Regions from separate parts of the Homo sapiens genome. Here region 1 is linked to region 2. A link is a loop called in an ENCODE intact Hi-C map of the cell type or tissue named here. Cell type or tissue: CD14-positive monocyte. All regions are shown on one strand. Each heading gives the region's core, and the rest is flanking DNA. Links, peaks and the distances in the headings are about the cores only.

Region 1 (16,822 bases), core at 4,590-12,589, 60 kb after region 2:
TCACCACACAGTGGAATAAGAATAGTTTTGGCAGCAATAAAAAAGTAATGCCATATCAAATTAGTAAAGCCTTCAGAAAAAGTATGAATATTACACAGTTACACTTATATTAGAACTAAAATTTATTTATTGAAATTCACATTACCATAATTATTTATGTCTGATTAAATGTTATTAAAGCTAAAATTTTGAATTTATATACTACTATTAATTTCCAGTTCTATCTTTCTGTTCAAGAAAAGAATGTGAGAAGTAAATTAGTGCCTCAAATTTGCCTACTTCATCCCCAACAGAGGAGATCATGACTATATCAATAATGGAGCCTGGGCCCAGACAACTGGTTAAGAGAGAGGTCATTCTGACCTCAGAACATAGGAGAGATGGATATTGTACACCACAGAGTCCAGGATGACTAGCAGTGAAGGATTCAAATGCCTGGCGAAATCTCCTATACAACCGGAGAGACCCAAGTCCCCAAAGACAAGAAGGGATGATGAAATGGCCTCTGCATGACATGACTTGCCTATGAGCCCTCCCATTGCTATAAGGATGGGGATCTTAGCACAGTGCCTTGTGTGAACAGTAATGCTAGCCTTGATTTTACCATGGCAAGTTTGTTTAGGGAAAAATTCAACCCACCCATTGAAATTCCAACCTCAACCAAATGAGGGATGGCTGGGGATGCAACCACAAAGATACTGTATCTTAGGAGGGGAGTTTTTTTTTTTTATAGAAACTCGTCAGGATATTATTGCTAGGATGTGTTGTTACTGGGAAAAAAGCTGATGGAATACAAAAGAGTAGACATCCCCACAGGGATTATTTGAGGCAATCAGTGACTAACATGACCACTTTGCTTTCTCTATGCAGGTGTCATCTATTGTGATATAGTGCCAGGAGGTTGCCTTTGCTGTGGCTTTCGACCCTAGATTTTTAAATTGTGTGACAAACCCATCTTTTATTTATGTAAATAAAATGTCCGTGTTTATTGGTTATTGTTATATTGTGAAATTGTAGTAGATCTAAAATTGTAATTTCTTGGATTCCTAGAATTTCTAAATCTGTGGATTTTTAGAATTCTCTAGAGGTGACAAAGGTTTATTATCTAAGCTACCGGAGCTATGTACTTTTGGATATAAGAGTGTCTCCATCTCCATTGCCTTACAAATCAGGTGTGAGCCAGGCATGTCTCTCAGACTGGAAAAGGTAACTAATCAGAAGGAACCATTGTCCTAGAATGGGGCAAGTGTACAATACCCAGAAAGACCACTGGTGCCGTAGCATATAACATATTCACTCAATCCTTCATACCCTTTGTATCGTTTTTTTTCTGTTTTATTTATTTTATTTATTTATTAGAGATCATAGTGTGTGCAACACCTATGTCCAGGTTCTGTGGTAAACGTCAGCGTGGAGAAATTAGTAGCTATTAGATCATAAAAAGGTGAGGCATAATCATATTTGTCTTTGAGAAGCTGACTGTGGCTATAGGTGAAGAAAAAAATTATAATTTTAGTTTTATTATTAATATCACCATGATCATCATGATAAAAAGTTAATATTTACTGGGAACTTATTTGGTTTGTCATTTTTCGAAGGAATTTATGTTAATTTACTCACTATAAGAAATTTATAAAGTAGATTCCATTATAGCTCTTAATTTATTATTGAGGAATGTAAGGCATAGAGAAGTAACTTATCCTCAAAACAAAGCTATTAACTTATGGACCTGAGAGTAGAGCCCGGGCTGTCTCATGCCAGAACCTATTATCCCATGTTGCAAGACACAAATAGGAAAATAGAACCGGTTAGAAGTTATTGAAGGGCATGAAATAATAGTGGTTTGAAATTTGAGTAGAGTAGGACCAAGAAAATGCATATTTCAGGGAATACCTGAGAGGAAAAAAAAAAACTATGAAGGAACGCAGTAATTAGCTCCTTAGCTGAAAGAATGATCTTCTGGTCAGTGAGAACTGGTTTCAAATCTTGGTTTTGTCATTTCTTAGGTATATAATTTTTAGCTCAACACTTAGCTGCACAATTTTTAAAAATATTGTTGGTATGATGATAATATATAAAAACGGCTCATTATCTGCCACTCAAAAGCTATCAGTATTTATGATAATAATTCTAGTTGTGAGAAATTGATTATTAAATATATATAAGGGATAGAAGAGAGTGGAGAGTAAAGGCAAAAATGATTGACAAAATTTTGTCTTGGAAATCTGAGTGAACCATTCATCAAGTTTGGAAGCATTAGAGGAAACTGAAAGAAGTGGAGGATAATTTACTATCTTTTCAACTCGCTGAGTTTAAGAGGTCCATAGGTCATATAAGTGGAGGTGACCTGTAAGCTATTGTAACATTTTTTTTTCATGTCCCAAAATGTTAATGTATCCCTAACAGAGAGCAATGAAGTTCTTTTTAGTGGAGTTTCTCTTTCTTGACATAGTACCATGTAGTGAAGACACTGCTGACTTTGGAATTGAAAGAATCTTAGCTCAGCTACTTACTAGCTGAGTAGCTACAACACCTTAATGCCCATCCCAAGACAGTGTGTGTAAAAGACGAATAACAACATCTCAGGAAGCACAGGATGTACCAGAGAGCACCATCTTTTCATGTTGCTTTCCTAGGCTTTTTATTTCCCTCCTCTAGGTATTTCTGTTATTTTCCTTTTTTCATTATTTCTTCCCTCTTCTTCAGGAAGTTAAGACAGTCTACCTAGATTTAGAAGCAAATGTTTATATAGTGGTGAAATTTAAAGCCTAATTGACTAAAGCCATTTAAGAATGTAATATCTCAGTTAGTATGCACTTCTTGAAATGCAAAGAAATGGTCTGACTTTTTTCCATTGTTTAGTTTCTAAATTTAGTTTTTATTTTAATATTTTAAGTACAGCATGCATATATAAAAGTACACAAATTATACATGCACAGCTGAATTAACTTTTGGAAGGTGAACACACCCATGTAACAACTAATAAGATAGGAAATTAAAGAGTAAACATATGCTCACTCTTTATCATTCCACTAATTGTCTCCAAAGTTAATAATTATCCTGATATAATTCATTTTTATCACGATTGACTCATGTCCCTTTTTTTAAAAGTGTGTATACATTGAATTATACTGTGTTGCTTATGTCTGACTTTATTCAATATTATGTTTGTGAATTGCATTCATACTAGTGTATGACTGTAGTTGATTTTTCATTTCTGAATGTCATTCTATTTTATGTATATACCACAATATATTTATTGACTCCACAGTTGATAGATATTTGAGTACCTTCTAGCTTTTGGCTATAATATAAATTGCTGCTATGAAGATTCTTATATATTTTTGTATATATATTCTGTAAATTGCTAGGTCATAAAATATGCATATGTTCAACTTTAAAATACACTGCCAACCTGTTTACCTCCCCACTATAATTTAATGTCATTTGGTCAACCTATAATATCATAGATGTTTTCTCTTATAGCAGCCTGCATGTGCCCAGATTTTGAATTTATCCTTTGTATATTTACATTTAGTTCTGTATTATTACAATTAGTTCGTAGACCTGTTATTATTATTCTCATTTGTAGTTGAAGAAATTGCACTCCAGCAAGTTTAAATTGCTCCTGGCTACATCCCAGAAAAACAATAATAAATGAAAATACTTTTTGCCCCTACTTGACTAGGAATTGTATAAAGAGAACAGTTATTCTTCTAGTGGGAAGCAAGCTGGCCTCAACTGGAACAGAATGAGAGAAATGCAAGACATCTAATAATCCAACAGTCCCACACCCCACTAAATGTACTTTTTCCTTTTCCCCATGGAGTCAAGGCTATCTAAACTTCCTTTAAGTGCACAAGCTAATATGGTAGGGAAATATAAAGCCTAATCCTGCCATCCAGAATGAGCAAGTGGATGGGGAAAAGGGAAGGGAAAAAGGAGCAGAATCTGCCAAGTCTGACCTAATGCCCTCTGTTTCTCCCACTTGCTCTGCAGGATGGCTTAGCAGCTCCCAGCTCAGGGCCTATCAGAGGCTGAGAAGGTCGGCCCTCTGATGCATTTTATTCCTTCACTAACAAAGCAAACCCAGCTTTACTTCTACCCTCTCCTCTATGCACTCTCTCGGGGCACTTCCTAATCTCGTTAGTACCTTTTGAATTAGTTTTCAAGATAGGACTTGAGTTCCTCGAAGGATTAGAAAATAACAGTAACAGTTCATGTTGTCTGGGCCAAGCACAGTGGCTCACACCTGTAATCACAGCCGAGGCCGGAGGGAGAACGATTTGAGCTCAGGAGTTGGAGACCAGCTTGGGCAACATGGAGAAACCCCTCTCTACAAAAAATTTTAAAAAGTAGCCGAATATGGTGTTACGTGCCTGTAGTCCCAGCTACTTGGGAGGCTGAGGTGGAAGGATATCTTGAGCCAAGGAGGGGGAGATTGCAGTGAGCAAAGATTGTACCACTGCACTCCAACCTGGGCAACACAGCGAGACCCTGTCAAAAAAAAAAAAAAGAGAGCTAGAAAGAAAGAAATTAACAATTCAGGTTGTCAGAAGTAACTGAATGTCTTTAACAAATAGGAGCCATAGGACTAAATTGCTCACATTATTTTGAGGGCAAAAATTACATTGTCATTATTTTTTACCTCCAACATATATACAGTTTTTATATTTACTATATAGGAACACAATAAATGCTTGTTGCATAAAATCAAATTACAAAGAAGGACAGAGAATCATTAAATTACTTTCATAATGCGCATAAAACAACATTTTGTTAGACTTAAAAACAAGCTGATTATAACTATAAAAAGATATGTGACTAATAGGTGGAAAGAGGAGCAAGGAAGAATAAAATGGGAGGAAAGAACTGCTAAAGACTCACGATGGTTTGTTACATAGCTAAACACATGTCATGGGTTTGTCGTACAGATTATTTCATCTCCCAGTACTCAATAGTTACTTTTTCTGCTCTTCTCCCCGTTCCCACCCTCCAAACTCAATTAGGCTGCAGTGTCTTTTGTTCCCGTTATGTGTGCATGTTTTCTCATCATTTAGTTCCTACTTGTAAGTGATAATATGTAGTATTTGGTTTTCTGTTCTTACATTAGTTTGTTAAGGATAATGGTGTCCGGCTCCATCCATGTTCCTGCAAAGGACATGATCTCATTCTTTTTTATGGCCACATAGTATTCCATGGTGTATATGTACATGTTCTTTATCGGTATACCACTAATGGGCCTTCAGGTTGATTCTATGTCTTTGCTATTGTGATTATGCTGCAATGGACACAGGTGTGCATGTGTCTTTGTGATAGAATGGTTTATTTTCCTTTAGGTATATACTCAATAATAGGATTGTTGGGTTAAATGGTATTTCTGTTTTTAGGTCTTTAGGGAATTGCCACACTGCTGTCTACAATGGTCGAACTAATTTATATTGCCACCAATGGTGTATAAACATTCCCTTTTCTCCACAACCTTACCCACATCTGTTATTTTTTGACTATTTAATTATAGATATTTTAAGTGATGTGAGATAGTATCTCATTTTGGGTTTGATTGGCATTTCTCTAATGATCAGTGACACTGAGCTTTTTTCATATGCTTGGTGGCCACATGTATGTCTTCTTTTGAATACTGTCTGTTCATGTCCTTTACCCATTTTTTGTGGCATTGTTTGTTTTGTTCTTGTAGATTCATTTAAGTTCCTTATAGATTCTGAATATTAGGCCTTTGTTGGATGCATAGTTTGCAAAAATTTTCTCCCATTCTATAGGTTGTTTACTCAGTTGATAGTTTCTTTTGCTGTGCAGAAACTTTATTTTAATTAGATCCTATTTGTCAATTTTTGCTTTTGCTGCAATGACTGTTGGCATCTTTGTCATGAAATCTTTGCCCCTGCTTATGTCCGGAATGGTATTGCCTAGGTTGCTTTCAAGCATTTTTATAGTTTGGGTTTTGCATTTAAGTCTCTAATCCATCTTGAGTTTATTTGTGTATATGATATAGAACGGGGTCTGGTTTCAATCTTCTACATACGGTTAGTCAGTTATCCCAACACCACTTGTTGAATAGGGTGTCTTTTCCTCATTGCTTGTTTTTATCAGCTTTGTCAAAGATCAGATGGTTGTAGGCATGTGGTCTTATTTCTGGGCTCTCTATTCTGTTCCATTTGTCTGTGTGTCTTTTCTGTAACAGTACCACACTGTTTTGGTTACTGTAGCCCTGTGGTATGGTTTGAAGTTAGGCAATGTATTATCTCCAGCTTTTTTCTTTTTCTCTTTTTTTTTTTTTGTACTCTAAGTTCTACGGTACCTGTGCAGTTTGTTACATATGTATACGTGTGCCATATTGGTGTGCTGCACCCGTTAACTCGTCATTTACATTAGATATATCTCCTAATGTTATCCCTCCTCTCTCCTACCACCCCACGACAGGCCCCGGTGTGTGATGTTCCCCACCCTGTGTCCAAGTGTTCTCATTTTTCAATTCCCACCTGTGAGTATTAGGATTTCCTAGGCTATTTGGACTTTTTTTGTTGTTGTTCCATATGAACTTTAAAGTGTATTTTTCTAGTTCTGTGAAGAATGTCATTGGTAGTTTGATAGGAATAGCTTTGAAACTGTAAATTGCTCTAGGCAGTATGGACATTTTAACAATATTGATTCTTTTTATCCATGAGCATGGAAAGTTTTTCCATTTGTTTCTATCAGCTCTGATTTCTTTGAGCAGTGTTTTGTAAATCTCATTGTAGAGATCTTTCAACTGCTTGGTTAGATATATCCTTAGGTATTTTATTCTTTTTGTGGCAACGGTAAATGGGATTGACTTCCTGATTTGGCTCTAGGCTTGGCTATTGTTGATGTATGGGAATGCTAGTGATTTTTGTACATTGATTTTATATCCTGAAACTTTGCTGAAGTTATCAGCTGAAGGAGCTTTTGGGCCTTGACTATGGTGTTTTCTAGATACAGAAAACAGGGATACTTTGACTTTCTCTCTTCCTATTTGGATGCCCTTTATTCCCTTCTCTTGCCTGATTGCTCTGGCCAGGACTGCCAGTACTATACTGAATAGCAGTGGTGAGAGAGGGCATCCTTGTCTTGTGCCAGTTTTCAAGAAGAATGCTTCCAGGTTTTGCCCATTCTGTATGATGTTGGCTGTGGGTTTGTCATAGATGGCTCATATTATTTTGAGGTCATGTCCTTAAATAGCTAGTTTGTTGAGAGGTTTTAACATGAAGTGAAGTTGAATTTTATCAAAATCTTTTTTTGCACATATTGAAATGATCATGTGGTTTCTGTTTTTAGTGCTGTATATATGATGAATCACATTTATCAATTTGTATATGCTGAACCAATCTTGCTTCTCAGGGATAAAGCCTACTTGATTGAGGTGGATTAGCTTTGTGATGTGTTGCTGGATTTGGCTTGCTAGTATTTTTGCATCAATGTTCAAGGATATTGGCCTGAAGTTTTCTTTTTTTGTTGTTGTGTGTCTATCAGGTTTTGGTATCAGGATGATGCTGGCCTCATAAAATGAGCTGAGGTTGAATCCCTCCCCCTCAATTTTTTGGAGTAGCTTCAGTAGGAATTTTTCCAACTCTTCTTTGTGCATCTGATAGAATTTGGTTGTGAATCATATTGTCCAGGGCTTTTTTTGTTTGATAGGCTATTTATTACTGAATCATTTTCAGAGCTCATCATGGATCTCTTCAGGAAATTGATTTCTTCCTGGTTCAGCCTTGGGAGGACCTAAAACAATCCTCAGCAAATGCAAAAAAAAAATCATATCAATCACTCTCAGACCACAGAGGAATAAAAATAGATTTCAAGACTAATGAATAGCTGAAAACTATGCAATTACATGGAAATTAAACAACCTGCTCCTGAATGAATTTTGGGTAAATAATGAAAACTAAGGCAAAAATAAAATAGTTCTTTGAAACTAATGAGAACAAAGATACAATATACCGGAATCTCTGGGACACAGCTTAGACAGTGTTAAGAGAGAAATTTATACACTAAATGCCCACATCAAAAAGTCTTAAAGCCCTCAAATTAACAACCTAATGTCACAACTAAAAGAACCAGAGAACCAAGAGCAAACCAACCCTAAATCTAGCAGAAGACAAGAAATAAACAAGATCAAAGCTAACTGAAGGATATTAAAACACAAAATACCATTCAAAAGATTAATGAGTCCAAGAGCTGGTTTTGTGAAAAAATTAATAAGGTAGATCACTAGCTAGACTAATAAAGAAGACAAGAGAGAAGATCCAAATAAGCACAGTTAGAAATGAAAAAGGGAATATTATCACTCACCCCACAGAAATACAAATAATCATCAAAAACTACTATGAACATCTCTATGTACATAAACTAGAAAATCTAAAAGAAATGGATAACTTCCTGGACTGCTCATTGTCTTAGGCAAAGAAGACTAGCCGTACTTTATTTGAGGGCTCTTTGAGTAGAGTCCTATAAATTCCTGTATTTCTCTCAACTCTATGTCCCCCTCCCCAGAATACAAAGCCCCTTCTGTGATGCCTCCTTTGCTTCTTTTGGTTATATCTGTGTTATATCTGAATATATGGCTCTAGAGAATCCCAAGAAATAGAAAAAGCTAGTCCAAAATCCAAGCTCTGAATAAGACAGGTGAGACCTTTGGATGAATATCTTTTCACAAAGTTGAGAAGATGTGAAGAACCCAAGAATCCACTGGAGAAACAGCCCCGAGGCACTGCAAGGGGTTCAGACCTGTGTTGGAGAATATCATCACCGTAACAAAACTTCTATGTTCTTAATATCTGTGTGTTTGTTTGTTTGTTTTTTGCTTGTTTGTTTGTTTTTCCTCAGAGACAGGATCTCAGTCACCAAGGCTAGAGAGCAGTGGTGTCATTATTGCTCACTGCAACCCTGAAATCCTGGGCTCAAGTGATCCTATCACTTCAGCCTCCTGGGTTACTGGGACTACAGATGCAAGCCACTGTGCCCAGCTTGGCTCTTTCTTTTTATTTTAATTGGTCACTTTGTTTTCAGACCTCTTGTTATCTTTAATCATTTTTCACCTCTGACTTGACCTCCCAGTTGTCAAATATTTGACTTAATGGGAGACTTTCCCCTAGCTTGTTGATTCCAGAAATTCAACTTTATTCTAGGCTTGGCTCCTGTTTAGTATTGCTGCTTTGAGATTGTTCTGGTTCATGAAAAACAAGTCTCCAAAATTTTCTACTTCTCAATATTGCCATTTACTAAATTCTTATAAACAAATAAGAAGGAAGACTCTCAGAAATATATGGAGAGACTGAGGTTAGAGTTGAGCAAGGCCTGAAATTTTGTCACAACTAATCTAGTTGAAGGAATGTTAACTGACTGAGAAAACACTAAATTTCTGTCTATTTCAAAGAGAAAGACTTGATAATGGCTCTACGGATGTGTGAGATCAGTTTTAATAGGATAACTTTTTTTTATTATTATACTTCAAGTTTTAGGGTACATGTGCACAACATGCAGGTTTGTTATATATGTATACATGTGCCATGTTGGTGTGCTGCACCCATTAACTCGTCATTTAGCATTAGGTATATCTCCTAGTGCTATCCCTGCCCCTGCCCCCCACCCCATAACAGTCCCCAGAGTGTGATGTTCCTCTTCATGTGTCCATGTGTTCTCATTGTTCAATTCCCACCTATGAGTGAGAACATGCGGTGTTTGGTTTATTCTCCTTGTGATAGTTTGCTGAGAATGATAGTTTCCAGCTTCATCCATGTCCCTACAAAGGACATGAACTCATCATTTTTTATGGCTGCATAGTATTCCATGGTGTATATGTGCCACATTTTCTTAATCCAGTCTATCGTTGTTGGACATTTGGGTTGGTTCCAAGTCTTTGCTATTGTGAATAGTGCTGCAATAAACATACGTGTGCATGTGTCTTTATAGCAGCATGATTTATAATCCTTTGGGTATGTACCCAGTAATGGGATGGCTGGGTCAAATGGTATTTCTAGTTCTAGATTCCTGAGGAATTGCCACACTGACTTCCGCAATGGTTGAACTAGTTTACAGTCCCACCAACAGTGTAAAAGTTGTTCCTGTTTCTCCACATCCTCTCCAGCACCTGTTGTTTCCTGACTTTTTAATGATCGCCATTCTAACTGGTGTGAGATGGTATCTCATTGTGGTTTTGATTTGCATTTCTCTGATGGCTAGTGATGATGAGCATTTTTTCATGTGTTTTTTGATTACATAAATGTCTTCTTTTGCGAAGTGTCTGTTCATATCCTTTGCCCACTTTTTGATGGGGTTGTTTGTTTTTTCTTGTAAATTTGTTTGAGTTCATTGTAGATTCTGGATATTAGCCCTTTGTCAGATGAGTAGATTGCAAAAATTTTCTCCCATTTTGTAGGTTGCCTGTTCACTCTGATGGTAGTTTCTTTAGCTGTGCAGAAGCTCTTTAGTTTAATTAGATCCCGTTTGTCCATTTTGTCTTTTGTTGCCATTGCTTTTGGTGTTTTAGACATGAAGTCCTTGCCCATGCCTATGTCCTGAATGGTATTGCCTAGGTTTTTTTCTAGGGTTTTTATGGTTTTAGGTCTAACATGTAAGTCTTTAATCCATCTTGAATTAATTTTTGTATAAGGTGTAAGGAAGGGATCCAGTTTCAGCTTTCTACATATGGCTAGCCAGTTTTCCCAGCACCATTTATTAAATAGGGAATCCTTTCCCCATTGCTTGTTTCTCTCAGGTTTGTCAAAGATCAGATAGTTGTAGATATGCGGCATTATTTCTGAGGGCTCTGTTCTGTTCCATTGGTCTAGATCTCTGTTTTGGTACCAGTACCATGCTGTTTTGGTTACCGTAGCATTGTAGTATAGTTTGAAGTCAGGTAGCGTGATGCCTCCAGCTTTGTTCTTTTGGCTTAGGATTGCCTTGGTGATGTGGGCTCTTTTTTGGTTCCATATGAACTTTAAAGTAGTTTTTTCCAGTTCTGTGAAGAAAGTCATTGGTAGCTTGATGGGGATGGCATTGAATCTATAAATTACCTTGGGCAGTATGACCATTTTCACGATATTGATTCTTCCTACCCATGAGCATGGAATGTTCTTCCATTTGTTTGTATCCTCTTTTATTTCATTGAGCAGTGGTTTGTAGTTCTCCTTGAAGAGGTCCTTCACATCCCTTGTAAGTTGGATTCCTAGGTATTTTATTCTCTTTGAAGCAATTGTGAATGGGAGTTCACTCATGATTTGGCTCTCTGTTTGTCTGTTATTGGTGCATAGGAATACTTGTGATTTTTGCACACTGATTTTATATCCTGAGACTTTGCTGAAGTTGCTTATCAGCTTAAGGAGATTTTGGGCTGAGACAATGGGGTTTTCTAGATATACAATCATGTCATCTGCAAACAGGGACAATTTCACTTCCTCTTTTCCTAATTGAATGCCCTTTATTTCCTTCTCCTGCCTGATTGCCCTGGCCAGAACTTACAACACTATGTTGAATAGGAGTGGTGAGAGAGGGCATCCCTGCCTTGTGCCAGTTTTCAAAGGGAATGCTTCCAGTTTTTGTCCACTCAGTATGATATTGGCTGTGGGTTTGTCATAGATAGCTCTTATTATTTTGAGATATGTCCCATCAATACCTAATTTATTGAGAGTTTTTAGCATGAAGCGTTGTTGAATTTTGTCAAAGGCCTTTTCTGCATCTATTGAGATAATCATATGGTTTGTGTCTTTGGTTCTGTTTATATGCTGGATTATGTTTATTGATTTTCGTATGTTGAACCAGCCTTGCATGGCAGGGATGAAGCCCACTTGATCATGGTGGATCAGTTTGCCAGTATTTTATTGAGGATTTTTGCATCAATGTTCATCAAGGATATTGGTGTAACATTCTCTTTTTTTGTTGTGTCTCTGTCAGGCTTTGGTATCAGGATGATGCTGGCCTCATAAAATGAGTTAGGGAGGATTCCCTCTTTTTCTATTGATTGGAATAGTTTCAGAAGGAATGGTACCAGCTCCTCCTTGTACCTCTGGTAGAATTCGGCTATGAATCCTACTGGTCCCGGACTTTTTTTGGTTGATAAGCTATTAATTATTGCCTCAATTTCAGAGCCTGTTATTGGTCTATTCAGAGATACAACTTCTTCCTGGTTTAGTCTTGGCAGAGTGTATGTGTCGAGGAATTTATCCATTTCTTCTAGATTTTCTAGTTTATTTGCGTAGAGGTGTTTATAGTATTCTCTGACGGTAGTTTGTATTTCTGTGGGATCAGTGGTGATACCCCGTGTCATTTTTTATTGCGTCTATTTGATTCTTCTCTCTTTTCTTCTTTATTAGTCTTGCTAGCAGTCTATCAATTTTGTTGATCTTTTCAAAAAAACAGCTTCTGGATTCATTGATTTTTTTGAAGGGTTTTTTTGTGTCTCTATGTCCTTCACTTCTGCTCTGATCTTAGTTATTTCTTGTCTTCTGTTAGCTTTTGAATGTGTTTGCTCCTGCTTCTCTAGTTTTTTAATTGTGATGTTAGGGTGTCAATTTTAGATCTTTCCTGCTTTCCCTTGTGGGCATTTAGTGCTATAAATTTCCCTCTACACACTGCTTTGAATGTGTCTCAGAGATTCTGGTGTGTTGTGTCTTTGTTCTCGTTGGTTTCAAAGAACATCTTTATTTCTGCCTTCATTTTGTTATGTACCCAGTAGTCATTCAGGAGCAGGCTGTTCAGTTTCCATGTAGCTGAGTGGTTTTGAGTGAGTTTCTTAATCCTGAGTTCTAGTTTGATTGCACTGTGGTCTGAGAGACAGTTTGTTATAGTTTCTGTTCTTTTACATTTGCTGAGGAGAGCTTTACTTCCAACTATGTGGTCAGTTTTGGAATAGGTGTGGTGTGGTGCTGAAAAGAATGTATATTCTGTTGATTTGGGGTGGAGAGTTCTGTAGATGTCTATTAGGTCTGCTTGGTGCAGAGCTGAGTCCAATTCCTGGATATCCTTGTTAACTTTCTGTCTCGTTGATCTGTCTAATGTTGACAGTGGGGTGTTAAAGTCTCCCATTATTATTGTGTGGGCATCTAAGTCTCTTTGTAGGTCACTCAGGACTTGTTTTATGAATCTGGGTGCTCCTGTATTGGGTGCATATATATTTAGTATAGTTAGTTCTTCTTCTTGAATAGATCCCTTTGCCATTATGTAATGGCCTTCTTTGTCTCTTTTGATCTTTGTTGGTTTAAAATCTGTTTTATCAGAGACTAGGATTGCAACCCCTGCCTTTTTTTGTTTTCCATTTGCTTGGTAGATATTCCTCCATCCTTTTATTTCGAGCCTATGTGTGTCTCTGCACGTGAGATGGGTTTCCTGAATACAGAACACAGATGGGTCTTGACTCCTTATCCAATTTGCCAGTCTGTGTCTTTTAATTGGAGCATTTAGCCTATTTACATTTAAGGTGAGTATTGTTATGTATGAATTTGATCCTGTCATTATGATGTTAGCTGGTTATTTTGCTCGTTGATGCAGTTTCTTCCTAGCCTTGATGGTCTTTACAATTTGGCATGTTTTTGCAGTGGCTGATACTAGTTGTTCCTTTCCATGTTTAGTGCTTCCTTCAGGAGCTCTTGTAGGGCAGGCCTGGTGGTGACAAAATCTCTCAGCATTTGCTTGTCTGTAAAGGATTTTATTTCTCCTTCACTTATGAAGCTTAGTTTGGCTGGATATGAAATTCTGGGTTGAAAATTCTTTTCTTTAACAATGTTGAATATTGGCCCCCACTTTCTTCTGGCTTGTAGAGTTTCTGCCGATAGATCAGCTGTTAGTCTGATGGGCTTCCCTTTGTGGGTAACCCGACCTTTCTCTCTGGCTGCCCTTAACATTTTTTCCTTCATTTCAACTTTGGTGAATCTGACAGTTATGTGTCTTGGAGTTGCTTTTCTCTAGGAGTATCTTTGTGGCGTTCTCTGTATTTCCTGAATGTGAATTTGGGCTTGCCTTGCTAGATTGGGGAAGTTCTCCTGGATAATATCCTGCAGAGTGTTTTCCAACTTGGTTCCATTCTCCCCATCACTTTCAGCTACACCAATTAGATGTAGATTTGGTCTTTTCACATAGTCCCATATTTCTTGGAGGCTTTGTTCGTTTCTTTTTATTCTTTTTTCTCTAAACTTCTCTTCATGCTTCATTTCATTCATTTCATCTTTCGTCATTGATACCCTTTCTTCCAGTTGATCTCATCGGTTACTGAGGCTTGTGTATTTGTCACGTAGTTCTCCTGCCTTGGTTTTCAGCTCCATCAGGTCCTTTAAGGACTTCTGTGCATTGGTTATTCTAGTTATCCATTCATCTAATTTTTTTTCAAAGTTTTTTACTTCTTTGCCGTTTGTTCGAACTTCCTCCTTTAGCTTGGAGTAGTTTGATCTTCTGAAGCCTTCCTCTCTCAACTCGTCAAAGTCATTCTCTGCCCAGCTTTGTTCCATTGCTGGTGAGGAGCTGCGTTACTTTGGAGGAGGAGAGGCACTCTCATTTTTAGAGTGTCCAGTTTTTCTGCTCTGCTTTTTCCCCATCTTTATGGTTTTATCTACCTTTGGTCTTTGATGATGGCGATGTACAGATGGGTTTTTGGTGTGGATGTCCTTTCTGTTTGTTAGTTTTCCTTCTAACAGTCAGGACCCTCAGCTGCAGGTCTGTTGGAGTTTACTGGAGGTCCACTCCAGAAGCTGTTTTCCTGGGTATCAACAGCGGTGGCTGCAGAACAGTGGATATTGGTGAACCGCAAATGCTGCTGCCTGATCATTCCTCTGGAAGTTTTGTCTTAGAGGAGTACCAGCCATGTGAGGTGTCAGTCTGCCCCTACTGGGGGATGCCTCCCAGTTAGGCTACTCGGGGGTCAGGGACCCACTTGAGGAGGCAGTCTGCCTGTTCTCAGATCTGAAGCTATGTGCTGGGAGAACCACTACTCTCTTCAAAGCTGTCAGACAGGGACATTTAAGTCTGCAGAGGTTCTTGTTGTCTTTTGTTTGTCTGTGCCCTGCCCCTAGAGGTGGAGCCTACAGAGGCAGGCAGGCCTCCTTGAGCTGTGGTGGGCTCCACCCAGTTCGAGCTTCCAGGCGGCTTTGTTTACCTGCTCAAGCCTGGACAATGGTGGGCACCCCTCCCCCAGCCTCACTGCCACCTTGCAGTTTGACCTCAGACTGCTGTGCTAGCAATGAGCGAGGCTCCATGGGCGTAGGACCCTCTGAGCCAGGCATGGGATATAATCTCCTGGTGTGCCATTTGTTAAGCTTGTTGGAAGAGCGCAGTATTAGGGCGGGAGTGACCCGATTTTCCAGGTGCCATCTGTCACCCTTTTCTTTGACTAGGAAAGGGAATTCCCTGACCCCTTGTGCTTCCCGGGTGAGGTGATGCCTCGCCCTGCTTTGGCTCATGCACAGTGCACTGCACCTACTGTCCTGCACCCACTGCCTGGCACTTCCCTGTGAGATGAACCTGGTACCTCAGTTGGAAATGCAGAAATCACCCGTCTTCTGCGTCACTCACGATGGGAGCTATAGACTGGAGCTGTTCCTATTCGGTCATCTTGGCTCCACCGCTCCCCCCCCCCTTTTTTTTTTCTTTTTTTTTTGTGACGGAGTCTCATGCTGTCACCTGGGCTGGAATGCAGTGGCACAATCTTGGCTCACTGCAACCTCTGCCTCCCAGGATCAAGCGATTCTCCTGCCTCAGCCTCCCAAATTGCTGGGATTACACATGCCTGCCACCACGCCAGGCTAAGTTTTTATATTTTTAGTAGCGATGAGGTTTCACTATGTTGGCCAGGCTGATCTTGAACTCCTGACGTCGTGATCCGCCTGTCTAGGCCTCCCAAAGTGCTGCAATTGCAGGTGTGAGCCACCGCTCCCAGCCTAGAATAACTTCTTAAATGCTTTTATTGTTGACTGAATTTATTTCTCCCTTGATAGTTTCTACTTTGGGTTGATAATTAAATAACAGTGTTATCTCTAAGATTATATACATGTCTTCCCATATTTTTATTCTAGTTTTTTCGTGACTGAATTTTACCTTCACACCTAATTGTGTAATCGATTGTGGTATATGCAGTTAAGCATTTCACTTTACTCTTTTCAAAAAGTATAGTTGTTCAATTACTGTTTGTTTTTTATTTCCAAGCTAAATTTAAAAGCTATATTTTTATATATCACATTATTATATTTTAGTGAGATTTAGTTTTTGGATTTCTATTTATTCCACTATCTTACTTACACATGAGTGGTATTAATTTAACATGATTTTAGAATGAAGAAAATGAAGCCATTTTTAGATAAACCAAAAGTAACAATGTATTTCCAGCAGAAAGAGATAATATTAAGGATAATCAGAAAAAAATAGAATAAACTTAGAGAGAATGTTAGAAATGAAGAAAAGCATGCAAAACATTTTGTACATAAGTGTAAACATTTCTTCACTATTTAATAATAACACTAGAAAATCTAGGGAGTAAAACTATACAAAATATCTAAAATATATATATATATAATTATAGATTGGGAAGGGGAAAATGAAGATAAAGTGCTAAAATTTATTGTATTGTTTTGGAAAAGAGTAAACAGTCAAATGGATATTTGTATCTGAAAAATCAAGAATGCAATTCTAATCATCAAGATGCATTTTTTTATTTTTTAGTTTTTTAATTCATGTGATGTCTATTCTTTTTTATTATTCTTCAACTTTATTGAGGTATCATTCACAAATAAAAATTGTATATATTTAAGGTGTACAACATGATGTTTTAATATATGTATACCTTGTGAAATGATTACCACAATCA
Region 2 (16,822 bases), core at 3,530-11,529:
TATTTTTTTTTTTTTTTCGGAGACAGAGTCTTGCTCTGTCGCCCAGGCTGGAGTGCAGTGGAGACATCTCGACTCACCGCAACTTCTGCCTCCCGGGTTCAAGCGATTCTCCTGCCTTAGCCTCAGGAGTAGCTAGGAATCACTTGCATTTTTAATACTGTTTAAATACAGGCATACAGCTTAGTATTAAAGCCAAATAGGCCTGCTAACCAAATCTCAAAAGGTCGTCCATTTAACAATAAATTGAGGGTAATATTGATGTATTCTCACATTGAAATGGAGACCGCTTAGGAATATCAGCATAGAAGGCTTGTTGCCAAAGGACAGTTCTCTACCAAGAAGGGTGGAAATGAGCCAAATGTTGTAAGTTATTTTTCCCAAATTGAACATTTAAATGAAGGGCTGCAAAAAGCTAGAAGGTTCAGTTCCTGAAATCTTTTTTTTTTTTTTTTGAGACGGTGTCTCACTATGTCACCCAGGCTGGAGTGCAGTGGCACCATCTCGGGTCACCGCAACCTCCGCCCTCCGAGTTCAAGCAATTCTCCTGCCTCAGCCTCCCGAGTAGCTGGGATTACAGGCACCCCCCCAACACGCCCATCTAATTTTTTGTATTTTTGGTAGAGATGGGGTTTCACCATCTTGGCCAGGCTGGTCTTGAACTCCTGACCTCATGATCCACCCACCTCCGTCTCCCAAAGTGCTGGGATTACAGGCGTGAGCCACCGCACCCGGCCTGAAAGCATTTTTTTTTTTTCACCAAGCGTTCTGCTCCTAATAGGTCAAAGGTCTCCAATGTTAAGACTTTTTACTTTTTCTTTTCTTCTTTATGCCTGAAGTCACTTCTACTAGAAAATGCCAATAGCCTATTGGAAATCCTCTGGTAAAGTCCTGAGCAATAAAGCCCTTGGAAATAATTCAATATTTACTCATCAAATTTTAAACTCAAGAAGAAAATAAATGGACACAAATTAGAAAAATGAACAAAGGAAACAATGAAGTACTTCACATAAAGAATGTACAAACGGAAAAGAAGATAGCAGCACAAATATTTCTTTGTTAAATGCTAATTATAAAGGGAATCATATTTCACCTATCAAACTGTCAAAGGTAAATATCGGTAATAACTAGTGTTGTTAAGAATTTAGGCAAACATTATTTTAGTCATTGTTGAAATTGATGTAATCTCCTGGAAGTTAATTTTATGATTTCTAGAAACCTTTCTTGAAAATTATCCTTACAAAAAATATTATTATCTTTCAAGCAATTTTATGTTAAAGATTTTTTTTCAATAATTGTCCCCGTCCAAGTGTGTGGGAGGTTAGAGGGTCCTGGTTATCCTCTTTTCCTTGTAATGACCTATTTGTTTCTTCTGTTTTCTATTAGTAAGTCTCAGCTTGGGACTGATCCTGAAATTTGAAGACTACAGTAATTAAACAATATGAACTCTGGACTACATATTTTATGAGATATTAAAATTCGGAGATGGTGCAAATATGTTGTAGTTTCACATTGTGTCTCTTTGTTGGACCTATATTACCACATATTTTTGGTGGTGCTGCTTAAAGTGGTCATTGTTAAACATCCCAAACCTGGCCTACTTCCTGTTTTCTATAGTCCACTAGTTAAGAATGATTTTTACAGATGAATATTTGTAATCAATTTGGTGATGGGGAAACTCTAACTTTCAGCTACACTTTGTTACTCTGTAGAAAAAAAAAATGGATTCTATTATTTTAATTAGTAGACCTTCTTTAATTAAAGACAATGCAATTATTATTGTTAATATTGTTTGAATTTCATAAAAATTATTTGTGGACATACATTTTTCTATCTTGTTATATTAATGCCTACATGATATTCTTGAATTTGCCTCTTTTTCCATAAAGCCTTAGCTATATATTATTTGGCCATTTATGTAAAAGTTTGCTGAATTCTGGCTAAAATATTAAGAAATAACATCAGAGGCTATTTTATTTTTGAGAAAATTATGTTACTTAAGAAAAACCATCCCTATTGGTAATCCAATAAAATTAGCTCTAGTAGATATTGAAACTTGAAACAGTCTCAAAAGATCCCTTAAGATAGCCTCTATAATCATTCTCAACAGCCATGGATATCTGCTAAGTCCTAATCCGTGAAGCCAGAGGATCCACCAGGTGGGTGTATGACAAGCAATCCAATATTTCTTATATTTGCAGTGGTTTTAATCTGGTAAATCAAAGTATGGACATCTGCCCATATGTGAATATTTTCCATAACCTTGAAAAAAATGATCTATGACCTGAGGTTTTTCAAGAACAATTGACTAGCCGTAAATTCTTATGCCACTAATTTTAGACAATATAGTCCTCCTCTTCACTAACACAATAGCCCTAGACTTATTTATATTTGCTGTGTGGTATGCTGCCACATGCCCAAGCAGACACACACACACACACACACACACACACACACACACGTCTTACTTGTAGAACACAAGCAAACAAATGAATACTCTCCAATGGCACATTATAGCTTTTGGAATAAAGTCCAGCAACTCTGCACAACATTAATAGCCATTTTTGATATTCATATTTTCCTTGTCTCCCCAAGTTCTACCTTGCACTCATACCATATTGAAAAAACTAGAGTTACCTTAAACTACATTATCTAGTTTAAATCTCCTCTACTATCTACCTGGCATGATGTGTTCTTACTTCCTTGGCTACTCATCCATCATTCCTCAAGAATCAGAGGTAACTACCTAACCAAAAAACAAAATACAATAAATGCAACTCCCCTGCTTTGGTTAGATTTCAATGCTTCATTCTCTCTGAACTCCACATCCTATGTGTACACTTGTTATTTCTCTCTTCTTTCCCTTGCCTGCCCATTCCCCACCTCTCTTCCTTTCAGTCTCTCTTTTCCAGAATTACATAGGTACAAACTCATGAGAATTATTCACTGTGCCAGATTTACTATTATGTCACGATTCTGTAGTATAGTATTTTTAATATTGCAGGTTTTTGATAAAATGATGAATTAATAAAGAAGTAAATTTTGAGGTTAGCAAAAAAAAAAACAACAACATTGATGTGTCAAATGCAACACCTGGTTCTAATTTTTGTGCCTGTAATTCCTTGTATGACTCTGAAAATGTATTTAAATTTTTAGGCTTTATTGTCTCTTGATATTCATAAGATTTTCTTTGACAAGAACACAGTTAACATGTACTTCCTTTGATTTTTTTTTTTAAGGCAGGGATGATCAAGAAAATGAGAGTCAACAACTTGTTTTCATTGAGTCCCTGGATGTTTCAGAACAACGAGCCTTAGGTGCATTTAAATTCAGTGACAAAGGCATAATTTATAAATCCTCCTGGAGAAATATTCTTAGAAGAATAACTCAACCAGGGGCTAAAGAATAAAAGAGAAAAAATAATATATATTCACTACTTCACTCATTTCACACTTCTCACTTTCATTAGTCACGTAGAATTCACAATCCCACTGATTGATATGAGCCATGATGATCTAAAACCAGCTATTGTGCTGGCAGATTTCACAAACCCAGCATCTCAAATAATATGTTTTTTGTTTTGTTTTGATATGGTTACTACTGCAAAAGAAAAAAGCATGTAGGCATTAATTAAGGTGGATTTTATGAACAGAACATTTTTACCACATGAATGCGAATCTGTGTGGTCTTTGCACCATAGACAAGTGGATTGAGAAATGGAGGGACCAGCAAGTAAATGCTAGAAAAGAGAATATGGATATAAGGGGAGATGTGAGACCCAAACCTATGTGTGAAGAAGGAGAAGAAGGCAAGGAGGTAGAACTGGAGGAAGACACAGATGTGAGCAATGCAGGTATTGAATGCTTTAAACCTAGCCTCCTTCTGGGGCAAACGAAAAACTGTGATAAATATCTGGATGTAGGACAATGTGATGAATGTGAGGTCAAATCCTGCTACAGTGAAGGCCACAAACAAACCATAGATTTTGTTGACTTGAACATTTGCTGCTGCTAGTTTCACAATGGCCATATGCTCACAGTAGGAGTGGGAGATGACTGTTGTGTGATAAAATTGAAACCGGCACTTTATCAGTACTAGGCATGGGGCTACAAGAATAGCAGCCCTGAGTACGACCATAGTTCCTATCTGAATGACAAGCTGGTGGGTGAAGATGTTGGCATGTCTTAGTGGATAACAGATGGCCACATAACGGTCCAGGGCCATGGCCACAAGGATGCCTGACTCTATACCCTGCAATGTGTGGATGAACCACATTTGAAGCAAGCAGGAATCAAAATAGATTTCAGGCACATTAAACCAGAATATTCCAAGCATCTTTGGCATAATGCTGCTAGCAAGTGCAATGTCTGTGGCTCCTAGCATGCCTAAGAAAATGTACAAGGGCTCATGGAGACTGCGCTCAGATTTGATGATGCTCAGAAGCAAGGAATTTCCAATCATAGCAATGAGATAAATGGCACAGAATGGAATCCCAATCCAGCACTGCACAGATTCTAGGCCTGGGATCCCTACTAGTGTCAACACAGAGGGCATGTAGACTGTGATGTTGGAAATGGACATAGTGTCGTTGGGTCTCCTGATGCAAACAAAAGAAGTTTCTCAGTCAGTGTTACTGTTCCTCTTCTGCTTTCTGATTTTCTCCAAACTCATTATATTGAGTCTGTCTGATTTGGGTATAACTCTAAAATCATCCATCTTATTCACAGTTTTGAAAGGAAAAGATGGATTCATGGAGATACATCACTGTTTTCAGGTGGGGCATTCACAGGCACTGTGCCATAATAGGATGTTATGTGCATGGCAATCCAAATACATTAGAACCAGCAAAATCACCTGGACAGGGGATTGGACTACTGGCCAGTCTGTTATTTCTTTCCAGACCTGTGGACAAAAAAAAAAAGAAGTTTATTTTTATTGGACATTGCATTTTAATTTGGTTAATAAACCTCTCCATATTTCACATTTCAGCTATTCCTCTAGTATTTAACTATTTCCAATTTTCTTTAAGAACATTTTAGACAAGCAAATTAACAGACTCTGACCAGTACATTGGTGTAAAAGATTCCCAATGAAAGAGAATAGAGGTAGAAATAATTGACACCCAAGAACATAATATATTTCTTTTTATATTCAGAATAATGTAAAGAGAATGCTTTAGAAATAATTGAAATCTTTATACTTTTGACAAATCTGAGCCAAAGCTCCTGGTTGCTTTTTATATTTCTTTAAAGTTAAAGGGAATTATATTTTTTCCTATATATTTTAAACAGCTGAAACTCTTGAAATGTTGTGAGTTTAAAATTTTAATACACTTTATGGAATATCTAGAGAGAAGGAACTGCTAAGGGACAAGATGAGCAGCAGCAATGCCTACGGCAAGAGAACTTGCTCCTGATAAACCACAGATACTGAATAATGGGCAAATGAATCATTTAGCCAGAATAGAGTCCAGTTTCCTGGTTTTAAAATGTTCAGAGTTATAATTAGCATAATATAGCCCAATAAAGGCTCATTAGTTCTTAATGAAATATAGGTGAGATGCTTATATAATTTTGTGAGCTCTGACATAAGAAATTAGTAAAAATAAAAAAGCTAAAGGACAGATTTCTTAGAAGAAGTCAAATGTAGAACTAGACAGGGAAGACAGGACAAACTTGGGGAGACTAAAATTGAGGAAAGCACTATGAATAACCAAAGAAAATTTAGTCACTTTTCAATTTCACTGATGATTGAATTTTCTGAAAAACCTGGGCTCTTATGCTTTATATAAAAGTTCTCTGATCAAAATAGTTATTTTCTAAAAATTACATATTTTGAATCAGTACATTTTAAGCTATACATTAGAGAAATGTTTGTGATACAGTGAAAAGTAAAGTTACTTCATTCTTTCCTAGACACTTCAATAAAGTTGTTTTATCTCAGTAAGCTCATGAATCAGCTAACCGTATGCTTCATGTCACCAATATGCTGGAAATTCAGGAAGTAGCTGTTCTTTGAAAGAAAAAGCAGCTTTTTTTTTTTTTTTTTTTTTGAAAGAAAAGGAAGGTAAGTAACAAGGAAGAAAGAGAAAAGAGGAAATGGATACAAGTTTACTCAAATATTCAACAACAAATGTTCAACTGCTGCTAAACTTCAAATGAAAGAACCAAATCAGCAGAGGACATTTCATGACAGGGAGGCTGTATCAGCTAACATACATTTACCGTAAACTAGTAGGTCAATTAAATACTTTGATTTCCACAGATTTGATCCCCAATGCTTAGTTTTATGACACTCCCATCCATAAGTCACTGGCTTTTTCTAATAGGGGCAAATTTTTTCTTCTCCAAAGATAATCACAATTAGAATAAGAATCCTTTAATGGCAATCACAATGTCTGACTTATTCAAGACCAAAGAGCTGACATGTGAGTACTACCTGACAGGCACAGATAGCAGGGTTGCAGGTGGTGGTGTATGTAAGTTCCTGGTTAGTTGGATAGAGTGATTGTTATTGGAGAAGCTGGTAATTAAATTATGGAGAGGAAACTTGGAATCGTGAGACTTACTCCTCAATTATTATTGAGAGCTGGTTTTGCTCTTACCAGATACCTGAAGAATATTGTCCATTTTTCATAACACTTTCATTCATCACTCACCAATTTTTCTTCTCCAAGGATTCCAGCTTCATTCCCTTAAGTTGTGGGTTCTGTGATGGCTCTACTTTCTGTCTGCACTCTGTGTAACAGCATCCAGCTAATGTCATAAATTTTACTCTGTTTGGTGCCAGGATATGTGCCAATATAATATACTGTGGACATTTTGCAGATGACTTTTTACACTTTTCATTTATCTCTAACACGGACATCTTCTTCTTCTTCTGGAAGTCTGTCTCAGACCATCTTTGTGTGCTCATCCCCCAGTAAAACTCATAGTGAGGTCTGTAGCATTCTGAAACACGGGATGAATTTATTGAGCTCAAATTGGAGAAAAAAGTGGCTATCCACCAATTTAATATTCCTTTATGAATGTGTGGAGAAGTAGGAGGAGTTATGAGCATGAAATGAGGGATTTCCTAGTTGATAGCCAAAACCACGAGGGACCCAGCAAATTTTAAGTCAGCCCTCTTGGGTTCACTGGCACCTAATATCCCCGTAATTATTTCTACACTTGCAGAAATCTCCTTTCTCTCTTTTTCTCTTTTCCCACAGGCTAAATGCAGAATAATTCATATGCAAAAAATTTTTTTACAAGCTATGTTCCTTTTCTGCCATTTCTATTTGCAAAATTCTAAAGCCCATTTAATGCAAACATGTTTCTATGCCAATTCCTATTTAAATAAATATCTTGGTGACATTTTCACTGAGGCAAGGTTTTTCTCTTTTTATTCAGAAAAGAAAAATCTGTATTCATAACTACTTTTTACCACACAATTACTTCCTCAGTCTTCTTCAGTCTCATTCTTCCCATTTTATTTTATTGAAGTTTTTTTTATCTTTTAGTAAATTAAGTAACATTCTTATAGTGACAAATTATAATGGACATTTCTAAGTCCTACAAATGTAAAGCTGGAAGCAAGTTGTTGAACATTTGAGTAAACTGGTATCCATTTCCTCTTTTCTCTCTTTCTTCCTTGTTACTTTCCTTCCTTCTTTTTCTTTCAAAAAACAGTCATTATATTCCTACTATTTATGAGTGAGATGTTATATATTCTAAATGAAATGAAAAAAATTATAGTCTTACCTTTAAATTATTAGTAAAATGGGATTATGCATTACAATTTCATTTATCACGTAAGTATCTGATAAATTCTAAGCAAGACTTATGCATATGACACTATTCTCCTTGACATTTTACAGCTGGTTTCTAGGCTTTCTTGAATGTAGCTAAGAGACACTTGATATAATGTTTAGACATTGGCAAATTTAGGAAGCATACTAATGGTGGAGAATATTTATAATGGATTTCCAGGAGAACAAGGAATACAGATGAAAAGGCAAGGAACCCCATGTGCTCTTTCCAGAATTTCCTCTGTGAAGGAGCATAAAACAATAGTACTGTTGCATGTTGAATGAAATTGATTCAGAGAGCATATAGGCAGCTAATCTAATATTCAGGTTATTCTTTTGTCACTAAGAAACAATTTAGACTAGTATACCATTTGGTTTCTTCCTCTTCTCTTATACTGATTTTATTTAAATTTGGGGGCTCTCCAAAGTTCTATCTTGGGTCATTTCATTCTAAAACTATTCACATGTGCTGGTGACTCCATCTACTCCAAATAATTTAGTTGTCACCTTCATGTGCTAACTCCTATAACAATATTTCCAGCCCAGATTTTCTCCCTCTGTTCCAAGTACACAGGAACAGCATGTACTGCCCAAATTTTAGTTTATCCCTCACATCCTTTGAAACATTGTCAATGAGTTCTACACTTAATTCAAGGTTATTTTTTTTTCATTGTACTTGTAAATATTGGAAGACTTTTACATATGCATCAATAACTATCTCTGGATTTTTTTAGCTAGTCTACTAAATTTTTTTTTTCTTTTTTTTGAGACAGAGTCTCTCTCTGTCGCCCAGGCTGGAGTGCAGTGGCCCCTGATCTCTGCTCACTGCAAGCTCCGCCCCCCGCGTTCACGCCATTCTCCCGCCTCAGCCTCCATAGTAGCTGGGACTACAGGCACCCGCCACCAAGCCCGGCTAATTTTTTGTATTTTTTTAGTAGAGACGGGGTTTCACTGTGTTAGCCAGGATGGTCTCGATCTCGCGACCTCGTGATCCACCCGCCTCCGCCTCCCAAAGTGCTGGGATCACAGGCGTGAGCCACTGCACCCGGCCTACTGAATATTTTTTAAATTTATTTTTATTAAGGTAAAATATACATACGTAATTTACCGTCTTTACTTTTTTTTTTTCCTTGAGACGGAGTCTCGCTCCGTCATCCAGGCTGGAGTGCAGTGGTAGGATCTTGGCTCACTGCAACCTCCGCCCCCACCAGGTTCAAGCGATTCTCCTGCCCAAGCCTCCCAAGTAGGTGGGATTACAGGCGCCTGCCACCACGCCTGGCTAATTTTTTGTATTTTTAGTAGAGACAGGGTTTCACCATGTTGGTCAGGCTGGTCTTGGACTCCTGACCTCATGATCCACCTGCCTTGGCCTCCCAAAGTGCTGAGATTACAGGCATTGGCCACCGCACCCAGCCCATCTTTACCATTTTTGAGTGTACGGTTCAGTGGTAATACATACATACATATATATACAAATTTATATGTATACATACATATTCACATTTTTATATATATATACACATACATACATATGCACACATACACACAGAGGGAGAGAGAGAGAGTGGGAGGGTTTTTTTGCTTGATTTCTCATTCCTTTCTTCCCTCCCGCCGCCGGTAACTACCAATCTACTCTCTGTCTTCATAAGATCCACGTTTTTAACTTCCACACGAGTTAGAACATGTGATATTTTTCTTTCTGTGCTTGGCTTATTTCACTTAACGTAATTGCTTTCAGTACCATTTATGTTACTGTAATTGATAATATTTCATTCTTTTTTATGGTTGAATAATATTCCATTGTGTGTGTGTGTGTGTGTGTGTGTGTGTATTATTTTCTTTATCCATTTATCTGTTGACGAATACATCAGTTGATTTCAAATCTTGGCGTTTGTGAATAGTGCTATAATAAAGATGGGAGTACTGATATATCTTCGACATACTAATTTATTCTTTTAAGGGTATATACCTAGGAGTGATATTGCTGGATCATATGGTAGTTCTACTTTACATTTTTGACAAATCTCCATACTGTCCTTCATAATTGCTGTACCAATTTGTACTCCCACCAACAGTGTAAGAGGGTTTCCCTTTGTCCACATCCACACAAGCATCTGTTATTTCCTTTTGTTTTGTTATAAGCTATTTTAACTAAGGTGAGATGATATCACATTGTGGTTTTGATTTATCTGGTGATTAGTGATATTGAACATTTTTTCAAATACCTCTGGGCCATTTGTATGGCTTCTTTTGAGAAATATCTATTCAGGTCTTTTGGCCATTATTTATTTATTTATTTATTTTCTGTTGAGTTGCTTGAGTTTCTTGCATATTCTGGTTATCAATTCCTTGTAAAATATATAGTTTGCAAATATTTTCTCCCATTCTTTGGGTTGTCTCTTCACTTTATTATTTTCTTTGCTGTGCAGAGCTTCAAACAATCCCAATTGTCTATTTTTGTTTTGGTTATTTGTGCTTTTGAAGTCTCATAGACAGTATTTGCCCAAATCAATGAATGCCCTGGAGGGTTTCCCCACTGTTTTCTTCCAGTAGTTTCATAATTTCAGGTATTGGATTCAAGTCTTTAATCCATCTTGATTTGATTTTTGTATATAGTGAGAGATAGGGGTCCGATTTTACTCTTTTGCAAATGGATATCCAGTTTTCCTAGCACTGTTTCTTGAAAAGACTGTTTGTACCTTTTTTTTTTTTTTTTTTGAGATGGAGTCTCACTGTTGCCCAGGCTGGAGTGCAGTGGCAGCACAATCTTGGATCACTGCAACTTCTGCCTCCCAGGTTCAAGCGATTCTCCTGCCTCAGCCTCCTGAGTATCTGGGATTACAGGAGCGCCCCACCATGCCTGGCTAATTTTTGTATTTTTAGTAGAGACGGAGTGTCACCACGTTGGTCAGGCTGGTCTTGAACTCCTGACCTCGTGATCCCCCCACCTCAGCCTCACAAAGTGCTGGGATTACAGGTGTGAGCCACTGCACCTGGCCCATTTGTTCCTATTTTTATGTTCTTGATGCCTTTGTTAAAGATGACTTGGTTGTTAAGTGCCTGGATTTGCATCTGGGTTCTCTATGCTGTTCCATTGGGCTGTATGTCTGTCTTTATGCAGTACTGTGCTGTTTGGCTACTGTAGCTTTGTAGTAGATTTTGAAGTCATATAGTGTGATAGCTTTGGTTTTGTTCTTTTTGCTCAGGATTGCTTTAGCTATTGGGGATCTTTTGTGGTTCCATATAAATATTAGGATTGTTTTTCTATTTCTGTGAATGCCATTGGTATTTTGACAGAAATTGCACTGAATCTGTACATTGCTTTGGGTAGTATTGTCATTTTAATATTAATTCTTCTAGTTCATGAGCATGGAATATCGTTCCATTTTATTTGTGTGCCCTCTTCTATTTCTTTCACCAGAGTTTTATAATTTTTCTTATAGAGATCTTTTACTTCTTGGGTTAGATTGACTCCTGGGTATTTTATATTTTTATTGCTATTGTAAATAAGATTGTTTTATTGATTTTTTTTGCAGATTGATAACTTTTTATATATGAAATGCTACTGATTTTGTATTTTTATTTCATATCCTGTAACTTTATTGATTTTTTTAAATCGTTTTAATAGTATTTAGTGAAGTTTTTAGGTTTTTTCTAAGTATAAGATCATGTCATCTACAAACTAGGCTAATTTAACTTCTTCCTTTCCAATTTGGATGCACTTTCTTTCTCTTCCTGAATTTCTCTTTCCAAGACTTCCAATATTATGTTAAATAATGGCAATGAAAGTGAGCATTCTTGCCTTATTTCAGTCCTTAGAGGAAAGGCCTTCAATGTTTCTCTGTTCAGCATAATGTTAGCACTTGGTTTGTCCTATATGGTTTTTATTATTTTGAGGTATGTTCCTACTGTACCTCCTTTGAGGTGCATTTGTTGTTGTGTCCTGGTCTGGTTTGGGTATATTAGAGTAATGCTTGCCTCATAGAATAAGTTTAGAAGTAGGCCCTTCTTTTCAGTTTTTATTTGTTTGTTTGTTTGAGGAATTTGAGTACGATTAGTATTAGTTCTACTTGAAATGTTTGGTAGCCCATCGAGTCCTGGGCTTTTCTTTAATAGGAAACTTTATATTACAACTTTAATCTTGTTATTCATTATTGTTCTATTGAGGTTTTCTGTTTCTACATGCTTCAGTCTTGCTAGGCTGTATGTGTCCAGGAATTTATCCATTTATTCTAGATTTTCCAATTTGTTGGAATACAGTTGTTCATAATAGTATCTAATGAGTCTTTGTGTTGCTGAGGTCTCAATTGTTATATCCTCTTTTTCATTTTCTAATTTTATTTGACTCTTTTTTCTTAAAGTTTTGTTGATTTTGTTTACCTTTCCAAGAAAGCAACTGTTTGTTTTTAATGATTTTCTGTATTTTTTGGTCTCAATTTCATTTGTTTCTTCTCTGATCTTTCTTATTTCTCCCCTTCTATTAATTTTGCATTTGGTTTGTTCTTGCTTTCCTATTTCCTTGAGGTACATTGTTTGGTTGCTTAGTTGAAGCCTTTCTACTTTTTTGGATATAGGTGTTTATTGCTATGAACTTCCCTCTAAGTACTGCTTTTGCCATATCCTGTAGGTTTTGGTATGTTGTATTTCCATTTTCACTTGTTTCAAGAAGTTTTAAAATTTCCTTCTTAATTTCTTTAGTGACTCATTGGTTATTCAGTTTCATGCGCATCCCTGTGAGGAGACTACCAAACAGGCTTTGTGTGAGCAATAAAGCTTTTTATCACCTGGGTGCAGGCGGGCTGAGTCCGAAAAGAGAGTCAGCAAAGGGAGATAGGAGTGGGGCTGTTTTATAAGATTTGGGTAGGTAAAGGAAAATTACAGTCAAAGGGGGGTTGTTCTCTGGCGGGCAGGAGTGGGGGGTCACAAGGTGCTCAGTAGGGGAGCTTTTGAGCCAGGATGAGCCAGGAGAAGGACTTTCACAAGACAATGTCATCAGTTAAGGCAGGAACAGGCCATTTTCACTTCTTTTGTGGTGGAATGTCATCAGTTAAGGCAGGAACTGGCCATCTGTATGTGTACCTGCAGGTCACAGGGGACATGATGGCTTAGCTTGGGCTCAGAGGCCTGACATTCCTGTCTTCTTATATTAATAAGAAAAATAAAACATAATAGTGTTGAAGTGTTGGGGCAGCGAAAATTTTGGGGGATGGTATGGAGAGATAATGGGCGATATTTCTCAGGGCTGCTTCGAGCGGGATTAGGGGCGGCGTGGGAACCTAGAGTGGGAGAGATTAAGCTGAAGGAAGATTTTGTGGTAAGGGGTGATATTGTGGGGTTGTTAGAAGAAACATTTGTCATGTAGAATTATTGGTGATGGCCTGGATACGGTTTTGTATGGATTGAAAAACCAAATGGAATAAGAGAAGGAGAAAAACAGGTATTAAAGGACTAAGAAGTGGGAGGACCTAGGACATCTGATTAAAGAGTGCCTAAGGAGATTCAACATAGTCCTGCCAGCAAAGATTATTTATTTACTTCAAGAGTTAAGAGTGGCAGTTTGGGGATAGCACCAGGAGATATCAGCTGTGATGGCTTGGAAAAACAGTGTAAACCGGCAGTGTAAACAAGAGCAGGGCATGTATGAGTAGTTGAGAATGGTGAATAGGAGTATGACTAGACAGAAGATAGCAGGGATGACAAGTTTTTTTGGGGCACATTCTAAGTTGGTCTGGTGTCTGGAATTAGACTGGGGCCTAATAAAAAGGCAAATCTATACAGGAGCTCAAATGGGCTGTACCCTGTAGCATTCTGAGGACAGGTCTGACTTCTGAGAAAGAAAAGTGGTAAAAGTATTGTCCAGTCCTTTTTAAGTTGGTGGCTGAGCTTGGTGAGGTGTGTTTTTAAAAGACATTTAGTCCGTTCTACTTTTCCTGAAGACGGAGGACCGTAAGGGATATAAAGGTTTTACTGAATACTAAGAGCCTGAAAAACTGCTTGGCTGATTTGACTAATAAAGGCTGGTCTGTTATCAGACTGTATAGAGGTAGGAAGGCTAAACTGAGGAATTATGTCTGACAGAAGGGAAGAAATGACTGCGGTGGCCTTCTCAGACCCTGTAGGAAAGACCTCTACTTATCCAGTGAAAGTGTCTACCTAGACTAAGAGGTATTTTAGTTATCTGACTCAGGGCATGTTGAGTAAATCTAATTTGCCAGTCCTGGGTGGGGGCAAATCCTCGAGCTTGATGTGTAGGGAAGGGAGGGGGCCTGAATAATCCCTGAGGAGTAGCAGAATAGCAGATGGAACACTGAGAAGTTATTTCTTTGAGGATAGATTTCTACGATGGAAAGGAAATGAGAGGTTCGAAGAGGCAGGCTAGTGGTTTGTACTATAGCATAGCCTGCCTTTGCTGGTGTGTGGCTATTAGGCCTGGTGGAACGGCCATCAATAAATCAAGTGTGATCAGGGTGAGGAACAGGAAAGAAGGAAAGAAGGAAATATGGGGAAATGGGGTGAATGTCAGGTGGATCAGAGAGATACAATCATGGGGGTCAGGTGTGGTATCAGGAATAATGTGGGAGGCCGGATTGAAGTCCGGGCCAGGACCAATGGTAATTGTGGGACTTAACAAAGAGTGAGTACAGCTGAAGGAGCCGGGGATCAGAAAGTATATGCATCAGGTATGAGGAAGAAAATAGATTTTAGAAGTTATGAGAAATGTGAAGAGTGAGCTAAGCATAGTTTGTGATTTTTAGGGCCTCTAAAAGTATTAAAGCAGCGGCAGCCACTGCATGCAGACCTGAGGGCTAGGCTAAAACAGTAAGGTCAAGTTATTTGGACAGAAAGGCTACAGGGTGCAGTCCTGGATCTTGTGTAAGAATTCTGACCGCACTAACTATGCCTAGGAAGGAAAGGAGTTGTTGTTTTGTAGAAGGGATTGAGGTTTGGGAGATTAATCGGACACAATCAGCAGGGAGAGCACGTGTGTTTTTATGAGAATTATGCCGAGATAGGTAACACATGAGGATGAAATTTGGGCTTGACTGAAGTAATGGGGTCTGTCTGTGAAGCCTTGCAGCAGTACAGCCCAGGTAATTTGCTGAGCCTAATGGGTGTCAGTGTCAGTCCAAGTGAAAGCGAAGAGAGGCTGGAATGAAGGGTGCAAAGGAATAGTAAAGAAAGCATGTTTGAGATCCAGAACAGAATAATGGGTTATAGATGGAGGTATTGAGGATAGGAGAGTATATGGGTTTGGCACCATGGGGTGGATAGGCAAAACAATTTGGTTGATAAGATGCAGATTCTGAACTAACCTGTAAGGCTTGTCTGGTTTTAGGACAGGTAAAATGGGGGAATGGTAAGGAGAGTTTATAGGCTTTAAAAGGCCATGCTGTAACAGGCAAGTAATAACAGGCTTTAATCCTTTCAAAGCATGCTGTGGGATGGGATACTGGCATTGAGCGGGGTAAGAGTGATTAGGTTTTAATGGGATGGTAAGGGGCGCATGATCGGTCGCGAAGGAGGAAGTAGAGGTGTCTTATACTTGTGGATTAAGGTGGGGAGATACAAGGGGAGGATGTGAAGGAGGCTTTGAACTGGGGGAAAACATGGCAATGAGGTATGGCTGTAGCCCAGGAATAGTCAGGGAAGCAGATAATTTAGTTAAAGTGTCTCGGCCTAATAAGGGAACTGGCAGGTGGGGATAATGAAAAAGGAGTGCTTAAAAGAGTATCGTCTCGGTTAGCACCAGAGTTGGGGAATTTTAAGAGGTTTAGAAGCCTGGCCATCAATACCTACAACAGTTATGGAGGCAAGGGAAACAGGCCTTTGAAAAGAAGGTAATGTGGAGTGGGTAGCCTCCATACTGATTAAGAAGGGTACAGACTTACCCTCCACTGTGAGAATTACCTAAAGCTCGGTGTCTGTGATGGTCTACAGGGCTTCCGAGGCGATCAGGCAGTGGCAGTCTTCAGCTGCAAAGCCGAGAAGATCTGGGAAGGAGTCAGTCAGGGAGCCTTGGGCCAGAGTTCCAGGGGCTCTAGGAGTGGCTGCCAGGTGAGTTGAACAGTCCGATTTCTAGTGGGGTCCTGCACAGATGGGACACGGCTTAGGAGGAATCCTGGGCTGCGGGCATTCCTTGGCCTGGTGGCCAGATTTCTGGCACTTGTAGCAAGCTCCTGGGGGAGGTGGTTCCGGAGGAACGCCTGGCCACTGCGGTTTAGGCATTTGGAAGTTCTTGTGTGCTGGAGATGTGGCTGGGGTTTGTCTCACAGTGGAGGCAAGGAATTGCAACTCAAAAATATGTTGCTACTTGGCTGCCTCTACTCTATTATTGTACACCTTGAAGGTGAGGTTAATTGAGTCCTGTTGTGGGGTTTGAGGTCCAGAATTTAATTTTTGGAGTTTTATTTAATGTCAGGAGCAGATTGGGTAATAAAATGTATATTGAGAATAAAGTGGCCTTTTGTCCTTTTAGGGTCTAGGGCTGTAAAGCGTCTCAGGGTTGCTGCCGAACGAGCCATGAACTGGGCTGGGTTTTTCATATTTGATGAAAGAGCCTAAACGCTCTGATTCGGGAGAGGTCGGATAAAGAAAAAGGAGCATTAACCTTGACTACGCCTTTAGCTTCAGCCACCTTCTTAATAGGAAATTGCTGGGCAGGTTGGGGAGGGCTAGTCACGGAATGAAACTGTAAACCGGACCGGGTGTGAGGAGGGGAGGTGATAAAAAGATTACAGGGTGGAGGAGCTGAGGCTGAGGAAGATTTGGGACCTAGCTCGGCCTGGCAAGGAGCAGCCTGGGGAGGAGGGGAGACGTCAGATGGGTCTGTAGAAAAGGAAGATTAGAAAGACTCAGCGACGCTTGGAGTTGGGACTGAGGGGACAGGCGGGAGGGAAAGAAGGAAGATTTGGGACAAGTTGCATTGGGAAGAGACTAGGGAGGGACCAATGTGTAAAAGAATGCCTGGACGTCAGGCACCTCAGACTGTTTGCCTGTTTTACGACAAAAATTATTTAGATCTTGAAGAATGGAAAA

What was found. Peaks named below come from ENCODE experiments on the same cell type or tissue, not always from the same donor. Only the 100,000 strongest peaks of a DNase experiment are listed, where the experiment ranks them.
Region 1: a loop joins it to region 2, with 5 times the contacts of the local background. A loop is called at or near these places in 3 of 110 quality-filtered maps.

Annotation. Positions count from the first base shown.
Region 1 is chr11:5,206,541-5,223,362 of GRCh38, forward strand. No RefSeq gene overlaps it. Among named protein-coding and RNA genes, the nearest start is that of HBB, 12 kb to the right of the region's middle. RefSeq lists a silencer at 16,779-16,822. In CD14-positive monocyte, for the core only: no CTCF peak of the experiment used is centred there; no DNase peak of the experiment used is centred there.
Region 2 is chr11:5,147,792-5,164,613 of GRCh38, forward strand. OR52A1 (olfactory receptor family 52 subfamily A member 1) reads right to left here and starts at 6,966. Exons shown (of 2, transcript NM_012375.3): 1 at 6,656-6,966; 2 at 1-4,899. The coding sequence starts at 4,578. The coding sequence ends at 3,640. RefSeq lists enhancers at 1-11,230, 3,475-4,521, 8,053-8,766. In CD14-positive monocyte, for the core only: no CTCF peak of the experiment used is centred there; no DNase peak of the experiment used is centred there.